2 separate regions of the Homo sapiens genome follow, and region 1 is linked to region 2. A link is a contact called in ENCODE Hi-C or POLR2A ChIA-PET data. All regions are on one chromosome and are shown on one strand. Each heading gives the region's core, a stretch centred on a gene start or an enhancer-like site at or near the end of the contact. The rest is flanking DNA. Distances are from core to core; before and after follow the strand shown. Region 1 has its middle 160 kb from the start of ASMER1. Region 2 overlaps LOC124905053 (a long non-coding RNA gene).

Region 1 (6,545 bases), core at 2,058-4,557, 280 kb after region 2:
CATATATCTGACAGGGGGTTAATATAAAAATATACAAGAAACTCAATAGCAGAAAATAAAAATAAAAATAACTATCTTCAAAGAAGAGATACAAATGACCGACAGGCATATGAAAAGACATTCTTCACTAATCATTAGAGAAATGCAAATCAAAACCACACTGAGGTATCATCTCACACTCATTATGATGGTCATTATAAAAAATTAAAAATTAAAAAAATAAAGTGTTGGCAAGGATGTGGAAAAATTTGAACCGTGTGCACTACTGGTAAGAATATAAAATGATGTTGCCACTATAAAAAAAACAGCATAGAGATTGATAGAAAAATTAAAAATAAAAACTACCATTTGATCCAGCAATCCCACTTCTGGGCATTTATCCAAAAGAGCTGAAATCAGGACATGGAAGATATTTGCCCTTCCGTGTTCATTGCAGCATTATTCACAATAGATAAGAATTAGAAACAACTGGTCGGGAGCGGTGGCTCATGCCTGTAATCCCAGCATTTTGGGAGGCCGAGGCGGGCAGATCACGAGGTCAGGAGATTGAGACCATCCTGGCTAACATGGTGAAACACCATCTCTACTAAAAATAAATAAATAAAAAAATTAGCCGAGCGCGGTGGCAGGCAGGTGCCTGTAATCCCAGCTACTCCGGAGGCAGAGGCAGGAGAATGGCGTGAACCCAGGACGGCGAGCTTGCAGTGAGCCGAGATCACGCCACTGAACTCCAGCCTGGGTGACAGAGCGAGATTCCGTCTCAAAAAAAGAAAAGAATTAGAAACAACCTAAAAGTTTATCAGCAATATGTATGGATAAAGAAAATGTACTATATATTTATACAATAGAATATTATTCAGCCATAAAAAGAAGAAAATTCTGTTACATAGATATACCTTGAGGACATTATGCCAAGTGAAATACGCCAGTACAAGAAAGACAAATAGTACTTGATTCCACTATGTGAAGTATCTAAAATAGTCAAACTCATGGAAATATAGAGTAAAATTATGGTTTCTAGATGCTAGGAAGAGGGACAAATGGGAAAATTGCTGTTCCGTGAGCATAAAGTTTTAATCATACAAGAGACAAAATTTTCACAGATCTGCTCTACAACATTATGCTTATAGTTAACAATGCTGTACCATACACCCAAAATTTAAGAGGAAAGATCTTACGTGTTTTTTACCACAATAAAAAAATTTTGTAACATTCACAGAAAAAATTTTTTTTTACTTTATTTGTACATATAATGGAACCTTTTGATCTACAGCTCAAAGGCAAAAAGCAATCATTCCAAATTAAATTATCTTGGTTAATATGGCTGTTTACAATAGGGAATATGGCTCATCACACTCCAACTGAAAAATAAAGACTTTCTAATCTCAATAGCCTGGCCTGTAATAAGAATATAAAATTATAAACGCAAACTTTCAACTCCCAAGTGAAGCATGAATTCCAGAGCCACTGTATATTGAGAGTGGGGAGAAGTGTATGCTTAAGGGTAAGATTCATATTTTATATTTTATCTCCCTGGAGGAACAGCGTCTCTCCTCAAAGAGAGAGCCATCACAGTGTAAAGCATAATACAATGGCAATCAAAGGGGCATCCACAGATAACCATGTTCATTACATTGCCTTTAATTGCTTTAGCCTAAAAGACAGCAGCCCAAAAGTATAGATCCATGGCAGATCATTGTACTTAAACAGTCAAATATGTATCCTTCATATTTTAAAATATAGCCACTGGCCCACCAAATAGGAGTTCTACTGTCCACTTCTCTCACACTGCCTTCTACACAGTATAAAACCTTTCATCTTGACATAATTAGAAGAATCTTCCAAACAAGTAAAACTATGACTTGCTCACATGCCTACTTTTCCCACATGACCGTGGCAAAATCAGATATTGTCAGACAACTTGAGGACCTCAATTCACCATAGAATTTTCATAAAATGGTTAAGAGGTAGGATCCTATGGTTCATGGAGGAAATTTGGGAAGAATTCATGCTTAGGCTAATAAAAAATACAGTTCATTCATTCATCTCCATGAAGACAGGAAAACTATGCCATTCTGATCTTCACTGTATCAATCAATGGTCTGTAATTGTTCAGTAAAAATTCTTCAAATGAAGGAATGTCCAAAGTTGTCTGGATTCAGTCTGTAAAAGAGTAATTAAGCTTTTGCTTTTGCTTAATATACATGCCTTGACAGTATATTAAAGTGCTTAATTAAGCAGCTTTTTTATGGTCACAGAAGTCTTTGTGATATTTAACATTATGAAATCTACATATTCAGAGCCACCTCTAGTCTATAAAATTAAAGTATTTACATATAATTTAATCACATATTTTCTTCACAAAAGGCATTATTTAAGATATGGCAACTAAATCAGAGAATTCTGGACAATTGCTTTTGTTCATAATTTTATCCAAATGATGAAGTTCATAATTACACAATGTTACAGTTATGAATATATTAAGGTAGACCTTAAAAGCTCACAGCAAAAGAGTAACACAGTGTCTGAGATTGTGCAATGTACCAAAGAGGATATTGACTTTACTCTGGATAATACGCAGACAAATTTACATTTATGTCTTAAACTTAACCCCTAACCTTATAAATGATTGAATGCACCCAGTGGCTTATTTTCTGTAAATCAGTAAGTAACCTCAAATGAATGCATCAATTTTCATAATGCATGCATTGTTAGTATCATCTAATATTTTTATTTCAAGTAAATAACCATATTATTCATGCTAGTAGCTGGTACAAACCTTTACCATTCTTCTTAAATTACTTAGCTGGACTCACCCACTCATTTTAACAGATGGCCAAGCCTCCTACCTCACAGAGAAAATAGCAGCCATCAGTCACAAACCGCACCTCTTGTATTATCTGCATGTTCCCCAGCTTTCTCTCCTTCCCTTCTGTCCCAAAGGATGTCTTGCCTGTCTTCCAAAGATAACACTTTAATCTGTACTCCTGATTTCATCTTCTTCCTTTCTTCCTCTCTATGTTTACTGAGTGCCTTCTGATGCCAGAATATTCTAAGCCTGGGGACACAGTGTGAAACAAGACACAAAGCCCCTCTCCTTGTGGACTTTGCATTCTATTATGTGTCCTCCAACGCCTTTTCAATATTCACCACCGTTTTTTGAATCTTCACTGTATCCTCTGTCGTGGCTGTTCTCTTTTAGCTTACAAACCTGTCTAACTTGTCCTCATCCTTAAAATGAATCTGCTTATTTTGCTGAATTTGAAGGCATGTATTTCCTTCCCTTACTGCTGTACTTCTAGAATCAGCTGCAGTTTCTGTTTCTACTTTCACTTCCCTTTTTCACTCCTCAGTGCACAGCTATCTATTTTTCTTTTGTTCTCTGTACTCCAGTGAAACATTTATCCTCAGCCTTTGACACACTCTTCCTTCCCTTGAGTCCTCATGAATCCTAGGACAGAATATAGTTTATTCTTCTGGCTACACTTTTTGCTACTGCTTCATTCTCTGCTTGCAACCTTACTGTTTGACTCCCCAAGATTTCTTCTTTGGCCTTCTTTTCTCATTCTGCCCATTCTTCTTGAATCATCCTACCCACACCCATGGTTTCAACTACTACCTATGTGCTAACAACTCCAAAATTCTGTTTTCAGAGCCTTCTGAATTCCTTATCTATATTTTCAAGTACTCCAAAAGCATTCTCATTTAAATAGCCATATCATGTGCTAAAGATGTGGTACGTATTGCCACAGAGAAACACAGAGAAAATATTACCAGCTGTGATTATAGAAAAGCTCCAAAATCTCAGTGGCTTAATAAAATATGAGTGTTTTGTTGTTGGTGGTGGTGGTGTTGGTTTCATTTTTGCTCACGTAAGGTCCAGTTGGAGGTGGTGGTGGCGGCAGTGTGGTGTAGAGGGTAAAGGTGGTTCTGAGACCCAAGTTCATGAAGAATCTCCCCTCTATTATGTCGCTTGCCAGGTCATTCAAGAAAGTTTTATCCAGCCAGTGGATGGGAAGAGAGTTTGGAAGGGGTGGAAGATTTTATGTGACAGTTTTGGAATTGTTATATTTTCACTCACATTCCATTGAACAGAATTCAGTGACATGGTCCCACCTAGATCCAAAGGGGTTGGAAATGATAGTCCATGTCTGGGCAGCCACTTCATAGCATCCTCTATATTATGCAAGAGGAGCAAATCTTTAGTAGTTGGTTAAAAGTGTTTGCTACAGAAATCCATAGGTGACCTTTCTAGACAGAATTTTGTTTCTGATCAGTTGAATAAGGATCGCGAAGAGTGAAAGTGGAGACGAACAGGGTGATTCTTTTCTGGAAGCACAATGTTAGTGTTTAGGTGCTCATTTAATGTTCTTAGAACCAAAATTTGGCTGTTAGGGAAACGACAAAGCTCAGGAAGCAACTGATTTCTCTACCTTCCATTTTTATTTCCCTTAATCCAAACTTCATATAATTTGAATGTCAGAGTGTCATATGTTGCTGGATATAGTTTGGATGTTCGTCCCCTCCAAATCTCATGTTAAAATGTAATCCCCATTGTTTGAGGTGGGGCCTCATGGGAGGTGTTTGGGTCATGGAGGCAGGTGCCTCATGAATGGCTTGGTGCCATCCCCATGGTAACAAGTGAGTTCTCGCTCTGGTAGTTCATGCAACTGCTGGTTGTTTAAAAGAGTGTGGCACCTCCCTCCACTCACACCATGTGAGAGGCCCACTCCCTCTTTGCCTTCCACCATGACTGTAAACTCCCTGAAGCCCTCAGCAGAAGTAGAGACTGGCACCATTCTTCTTGTACAGCCCATAGAAACATGAGTCAATTAAATCTCTTTTCTTAGTAAATTACCCAGTCTCAGGTATCTTTATAAGAACACAAAAACAACACTAACACGTTGCCCTCCTTCATTCCTTATTATTTTTTCTTTAAATATATAGTTATTTTTCTAATAATAAAAGTATAGATTAATCTTTCCGAAACTCAATTAATTATTTCATTCCCTGAGTTAAGACATTCAATAATATCTCCAATGATTCCAAGAGGAAGTGCGAACACATATGATGTCATGAAAGGCGGTACAATGGCACTCCAGCCAACCTTACCTGCCTTTCACCGAGCTTTATTGTCTGCTATCATTCTGTACCACTTTAGCACCCATAAGGTCTATTTTCCACTGCCAGAAAGCAGATGGCAACAAAGAAAATGCTGGCAGTACTATTCCCCATGTGGTTTTTGTTTAGAGTCACTATTGAGAAGCATCACACAAGACATGGAAAGCAAATGCCTCCAAATCCAAATTCCAAAGATTGGGAGGGCATTATTCCCCAGATATTGTGAGCAGACACATGGGTGGTCATGAGATTTGAAGCACATTCTGAATGAACACTTGAAAATCACCTCAATAAGTATTCTGCACTGAGATAGTCTTTATCTCCCCGAAAGCCTTCCAATGAGAATAAACTTCTAATTCCCTGCATTAAACATTTCAAACTTGCAATACGTAGAGTAGCTGAGATTTCCTTGAACAAACCTTGACATATAATGTCCATCATTATGCCATAACGCTCTCAAGTAGGGACACACACACACACACACACACACACACACACACATAAAAACCAAAATTCTTACCATTACCAAAATCCAATTCATTGTTTTGATACATGCTTTTCTGTATGGCATGTCCTTTTCCTGACATTTCTGTCTGACAAAAGTCCTGTTCATCCTTCAAATTCAAATACCACCGTCTAACTGAGTCCTTCCATAATTCCCCCAATTATAGACACATGCTCCTTGGGGAGCCCATAACATCTTATTCATACCACTTACATGGTATTTATAACGTCATTTATATGCCCTCACCTTGTAGAGAGAAATTATGTTTCATTACACTCTGTGGCCTTAGTTCTTAGTACAAACATTGTCGTATAGTAAGCATTCAATAATGTGTTGGATAAATGGTCCATTTTGAAACAAAATGTCATTAATGTAGGTGAACATTTTCTTCACAGCATACTCTGAAAATTGGGAGAGTAAACCTACATGCTGGGAGTATACTTAAGGCTCACTGAAGCATTTCAGGCACCACCCCCTCTCTCCAGTAGGACACAAGCATGAGAGACAGATAAATGAGCAATGGGAAGACACACACCATCTTCCACCTCTCCCTCACCTTTCTCCTCTCAATCTCTTATCACTTATAAAATTAGTTATTTCATTTATTGGCCTACTGGGAGTAGGTTTTATACCAATCCCTGACTCCAGTATCCACCATTACACGCTTTTTCCTCCTGAAGACTTACTGTAGAGAAAAGGTTTTCTCCATGTTGTCACATTAATGGTTCTATGTGTCTGACCTTCCTGTAGGAGGTGCCCTAGTTGCCCAGACAAGTGGTGCCACCTGCCTGGGTGCAGGGGAACATGCTCCTGACGCATTGCAAGGCAGGAGCAGCACCGCCAGGAGCTAAGCCCCAACTGCAACATTCGTTTTCCTTCATTAACATAGGGTCAAAATGGCTCCACTTTTTAAAATGGC
Region 2 (6,107 bases), core at 3,318-5,817:
TTTATTTCCACTGTGCTGAGGTAAGACCATCCTCAACATGAAAGAAGGCGTTTCATTCCTTCAACACATTTCTATGAATCTCCTACTATATGCCAGATATATTATGTACCAAGCACTGATTAATTTAGCTGCTTTCTTTCACCCTCTCTGACTATAGTTTTTCATGTAATTTGCAGGGTCAAAACTTTGCAAAGTCCTATGCTTGGCCATTTAAATCTGAGCCAAGGTCACATAAGGACAATTTAGTTAGAGTGGGAGAGAAAGGAAAAAACAAGAAAGCTAAAAAGTTACATAAATGTCCTCTAGCAAGCAGGTTCCTTGTTCTGAGGGCTAATGTACTGTAGCAATTCATCAGTCATTCTAATAGTCTTTTAACTTCTGTCAGAAAGTCTACTGAATGCTAACATTTTAAATGTTTAATATTCTAAAACATATTTTCATTAATCATGCAAATTATCTGGACATCCGTATTTTACAACAACCTCTTTTGAGACTAAGAGGCCTAAGAGTTTGTGTATGAGAGCCTGATGTTAGCAAGTGATACTGTAGATGAAGTATAACTTAGAATCAAAGAATTTTAGATGTGAAAAACTGCTAATGTAATTTCAGTATCTATGTGTTATCATATTTATACACACCCTCCAAAATGCTATTAATGTCAGATATTTCTAATTAGGTAGCAAGCAGCCTAAAATATGCACTTCCTTCATTCTGCTTTATCATATGGTTGCTGGATGCATATTAATATTGTTGGGTGGTACATTTTCCCAATAGAATTGACCCTGTGTTTCATAGTAAAGTGGACACTGGATTTTGTTATTAGTAAAGGAGAAAAGAAGTGTTAATTGCAGTTAGGTTGGCCTGAACTGCAGCATGAAAACCTCCATTTATATGCTGCCAGTCACTCCAATTCCAGAATTTCTTAGCTTCTTGGAAAAAGGAGAAGTATATGTCTGGGCCCCATGAAACAGGTGGATTAAGAATTGAAAGGGTACAAGACATGAATTTTGATGGAGTTAGTGGAAATTCTTTACCCTTTTTTCTTTTCTTTCTCCTCTCCTCTCCTCTCCTCTTCTTTTCTTTTCTTTCTTTTCCTGAAGCAAACTGATTGCCAGCAAGGCTGGTGGCTGGTAGTGAAATAGAAAAAAATGACCTGAGACCATGTAAGTGTAGTTATACCGGAGCCATAGAGCTCACTGCTTTCAAGAACATGGCCTAAGTAATTTGAAGCCATGGCCGGGCGCGGTGGCTCACGCCTGTAATCCCAGCACTTTGGGAGGCCGAGGCAGGGGGATCACAAGGTCAGGAGTTCAAGACCAGCCTGACCAACATGGTGAAACCATGTCTCTACTTAAAAAAAAATACAAAAATTGGCCAGGCTTGGTGGTGCACACCTGTAATCCCAGCTACTCAAGAGGCTGAGGCAGGAGAATCTCTTGAACCAGGGAGGCTGGGCAACAGAGTAAGACTCCGTCTCAAAAAAAAAAAGAAGTCATGAGGTCATGAGCATTGGTGGATCACTGTACTTGCCCAGCTACCAGCAGGAAACACAATCAAATTAGGAAATCCCAGGAAGGCTTATTTATAAAGGGACTAATTACAAAGGTGTGGGCAGAGTAGAGGGCAGGGGAACCAATAAGGGCTGCACTGGTAGTGGGAGCTAAGAGCTACAGAGCTGTTACTCAATCTAGACCCTAAGAGATCAGGAGGAAGAGCAATTACTAGAATCTCAAGGAAGGAGAATCATGTAAAAGGTCACCTTGAAAGGACTAGCAACCTTTGATTAAGGGAAGCACCAGCACAAGGTGATCTCACAGGGAAAACAAATACCCTGACCTCACTCCTCAGGGAATGAGGGGACTTTCTGCTCACTGAGCCCAACAGGAACCTCAGGGCACAGAACTGGAATGTAGTAGCTTATACAGGTGAATATATCTGAGTGAATATCCAGGCTTCACAAGTGGAGAGTAGATTGGAGAGGAGAGTCAGAAACATCTCATTTTGGTATGAATGCTACTTCTTTCATTGTACGCTACCAAAACTCACAGCCACCCTTCCAGTGATTTTATACAGTTTCACCATGTTGGCCAGGCTGGTCTCGAACTCCTGAGCTCAGGTGATCTGCCGGCCTTGGCCTCCCAAAGTGCTGGGATTACAGGAATGAGCCACCATGCCCGGCTGTATATATATATATTTACCATTTCCTATCTTTTCTTTTCTTTGTCTAAACTAAATTTCTAGCAGCATTGCTGTATCTTCAGTACACCAGCATGAACCACCTTAGCCCCTGAGTAATCAGATATTTTTTTAAAACATACAAATGTGATCCAGACAGTTCATTATTCTCCCTATATCACTATTTCAGTGTAACAGTGTGCTTTTAAACGTCTGTAGTTTGTATTGCTAAAGGAACACTTAAGACCTCACTTTTTTACATTGTTTGCCTTCTAATTATATTTTTCTAGTAAAATATTTAACCATTACTTCCTGAATCACGGATTCTAAGGTGCAATAAAAATCCAAAGGGAAATATATTTGTTTCCTACAGAGACAGTTTTTTTTTTTTCCCAGAGCATTTTCAATGACTGCTGCAGAAACGAATGAGTAAAGGTTTCCGAAATGAATAGTTGCAGAAAACCAACTTACTGTCATACAGAAGTCCATGCAGCCCCCGGGTAAAAGTACTTATGTATCTCCTTTTGTTGAGTTCTCTATTTTTTTTTATGAATATGCATATTGGGGGATAAACTTCCATCTGCTCTCTTTTAGCTGATTCTATCACATTTTTGAGCTTTGCATCATTATGGAGCTTCAGAGAAAGATGATCATTTACATTACATATGGATATAAAGGAGAGAAGGAGTTGATGAATTGCAAACAAGTATAATTTATATGGACAAAGTGTGCCAGAAGTGCTTTTCACCCCATTTTACTCGGCAACTGGAATGATTCCTGCCCATTCACTTGGCCTAGTGCCCAAGAACTCAGAAAGGAAATGATCCTGTTAGCCTTACACATCAGGATTCTACTCCTGCCCTATGAGGAAATGCTGCTTTGCACTCAGGCCCATCAGGGACCCCAGAAGGTCAAAAGAAACCACTGAATATACTAATGTCATTTTTTTACTTTCTTCCCTCATGGTTTCTTAACTTATAATTTATGTCACACAGACCTTCTGATACTCTAACTGTTGGTAATTCAAATGTGAGAAGTTTGCATGACGAAGATAGGGAAGGAAGAGTTATGAAAAGGTCATATATGTTCCTGGTAGCTTCTCAGCCTCTTTCTGCACTTCGATTTCCCATGGCAGATTATTTGCCTAAATGCTCTTAAGCTTTATAAATAGGTAAATATCTACATTTAGGCGGCCTTCCTGAGGGCTTCTCTGTTGCCTATAGCACAATGAGTTGTGACTCCATAATTTATCAGAGACCAGGGTCCAAGGTGCACTAATAGCAGTAATAACCCCAAAACTTTTATTTTTTCACTTATTCATTAGGCATTTATTTATAAATCCTTCATTCTTCAAAAATGAGTACTCCGGCTGGGCACAGTGGCTCATGCCTGTAATCCCAGCACTTTGGGAGGCCAAGGCGGGCAGATTCCCTGAGCTCAGGAGTTCAAAACCACCCTGGGCAACATGGTGAAACCCAGTCTCTACTAAAATACAAAAAGTTAGCCAAGCATGGTGCTGCCCACCTGTAATCCCAGCTACTTGGGAGCCTGAGGTGGGAGAATCACTTGAGCCCAGGAGGCAGAGGTTGCAGTGAGCCAAGATCCTGCCACTGCACTCCAGTTTGGGTGACAGAGTGAGACTCCATCTCAAAAAAAAAAAAAAAAAAAAAAAAAAAGAGTACTCCTATCATGAGCTAGGTGTGAGGAATGAAAGCTAAATATAGCACAGCCTCTCCGTAAGCTGGTTAGGAGTAAACAAAGATATTCTTTCATGAAGAAATGGTCATTCATCTGAGAAGTCCTCTTAAGCCAGCTGACTCTCTCTCATTGCTTCTGACAAACACAGTTGTCATAGCTCTGAGACAATTTGTGTCTTAAGAATTTCAAATGCCTGCAAGTCCATGCCTGCATTGTGGCAGCATGTGCACTGCTTCCACTGAATGTCCAGACATCAATGAATAAAAATGAAGTAGTGGATATAATAGCAGTAGTTGTTTTTATGCACATACTACATGCGTCGTGCTGTGTGCTTTACACACATTATCTCATTTAATTGACAACATTTTGTAGATTAAAAAAAAAAGACTAAGCTTAGAGGATAAATGACCTGCCCAGTCACACAATTCTCAAACCAGATGCTTCAACTCCATGATCTCCTCCAGTCTCTATGTTTAGGTGAACATTGGGTGTGATCAGAGAAATTCGGCAGTTAAATAGGAGGTAACATAAAAAGAGGGTTGCTTTTATCTCATTTCCATAGCCAAAAAACCTGGTCAAGTTTAGAAGCTGCTGTTCTTTTACCTACATTTAGTCCCTATTCGTTTTGCTCTCAACCTTTACGTGATTGTAGCGTGACTTCCCACTTTATGAAAGAGTACTTGAAGTCTGTATGCAAATTATTCAAGTTTTTTGATGGTTGTGGGGAGGATGGAAGTGCGTGCGTGTGTGAGGTGATGGAGTATCTAAAATTTCTTCCTATTATTTTTCTCAGAACTTCTGCTTGTAACGGAAGTTTCTCAACATGAAATGTCATCAATTTGGCCTCATTCAGGAAGTTGCAGGGCACTTGACTGTAACCTCAGTAAATTGTACGTTTTCTGAAATCCTGATAATCTTTAGCTGCCTATCATTTTGAAATTTTAAAAGTTATTTTATTTCTGAACTAACTCCCTTGGCAATTTAATTGATTAAAAGAGAAAAGATTATAATGAAATACTTCAGAATGTAGATATATTCATCTGTACATTACAAGGGGAACTCAGAATTTAAATGATCTGATTTTTGTATTCATCAAAAAATTACTATGAGGATTTTATTTATTTATCTGGAATAAAATTCCTCTAACCATGCATATTGTCACAACATACTTGAATTTACAAAGATACGGAATCTCTGGGATCAGAATAACGGTATATTCTGATCTGTGTATATATGAAAGACTCAGTGGGTTCCAATGAGAGAAGCTATGCTATGATTCTCATGCGGTTATATAGTTAAAAAGACCTTTGTTGGCATAGTCTTGGACAGCATACATGTTCCAACTTTAAATATTGCTGAGTGAATAAATAAACATATGAGACTGGGAAATGTCGTCAGGGTTCAACCTAGAAACACAAAGCCAGTATCATGATCTTGTAATTATTATAATGTTAATCCTTTAGCCATCTTAAAAGGCTTGGACTCATGTCTCTCACTCAGCCAAAAGCAGCAGAAGGTCCAAGTTCCTCAGCTACCTCCCAACCTTGGATGAGCCGTTTCTTATCTTTCCGCTGCTCTTTATTCAGCTTTCCATGGCCAAGAGAAAAACCTGTCTTCCTTCTGTTGATGTTCCCTGCCCCACGTTGAGGGAGCTGAGGCGAGAGCTGCAGAGGATCCGTAAGGAGCTGTGGGTAAGGTGAGGACAGCAGCCCTCCCTTAATGTGGAGTATACGTCCGCTATTCTTGTGTCCTTTTTAGTGCGGAACTCCGTGATGAGGCCTTCCTCCTGACCACTTGAGCCTCATGGTGTCTCCTCTTTTTAGGAATCCAATCTCTCTTCCTGTGCTTCAATCTCCTCAAGGGCTCTGCAGCACTTCCCCTCAAAAGCATTTCCCTAAATCCTTGACTGGGTACCAGACCTTCATTTTTAAGTGATTGAAGTTGTGGCTGAGTATGCGTCATGGGCGATTGCCACCGTTTTAAAGTCAAGTAGTTTGTTAGTTGCTCCCCAACTTACAATTTCCTGGCATCTCCATAAAGAAGCTATCCTGTCTTGATCTCCCTGAGGCAGCAGGTGATTAAAGTTTTAAAATCATGGTTAGTGACTGCTGTGTTTAAGGAGGCCCCAGAATAATCGATTTGGAGTGGTAGCTGTAGCAAGAGTGGGGTCATGATGGAGGCAGCACCTTGGAAAACTGAAATGAAACACCATTTCATGCTGTGAAGGGGGAAGA

The links. A loop is a pair of places that touch in the nucleus more often than their neighbours do. ChIA-PET counts read pairs that join two places held with the same protein, here RNA polymerase II (POLR2A). Pooled maps may share reads with other maps.
Region 1: a map with no recorded cell type shows a loop between it and region 2 (3-fold over the local background). The contact joins two enhancer-like sites. A Hi-C loop is called at or near these places in 2 of 37 single-sample maps with no recorded cell type and 5 of 50 pooled maps. POLR2A ChIA-PET finds 5 or more read pairs at or near these places in 2 of 52 experiments (OCI-LY7 and activated naive CD4-positive, alpha-beta T cell).

What each region holds. Positions count from the first base shown.
Region 1 is chr21:14,759,989-14,766,533 of GRCh38, forward strand. No RefSeq gene overlaps it. Among named protein-coding and RNA genes, the nearest start is that of ASMER1, 160 kb to the right of the region's middle. RefSeq lists enhancers at 3,092-3,211, 3,372-3,501, 3,552-3,611, 3,742-3,801. Within about 2 kb of position 3,308, at least 7 of the 41 ENCODE cell types and tissues checked have a DNase peak (open chromatin) inside an H3K27ac peak, as active enhancers do.
Region 2 is chr21:14,477,749-14,483,855 of GRCh38, forward strand. All of the region lies in intron 1 of LOC124905053 (a long non-coding RNA gene), which reads left to right. Among named protein-coding and RNA genes, the nearest start is that of SAMSN1, 66 kb to the right of the region's middle. Within about 2 kb of position 4,568, at least 4 of the 41 ENCODE cell types and tissues checked have a DNase peak (open chromatin) inside an H3K27ac peak, as active enhancers do.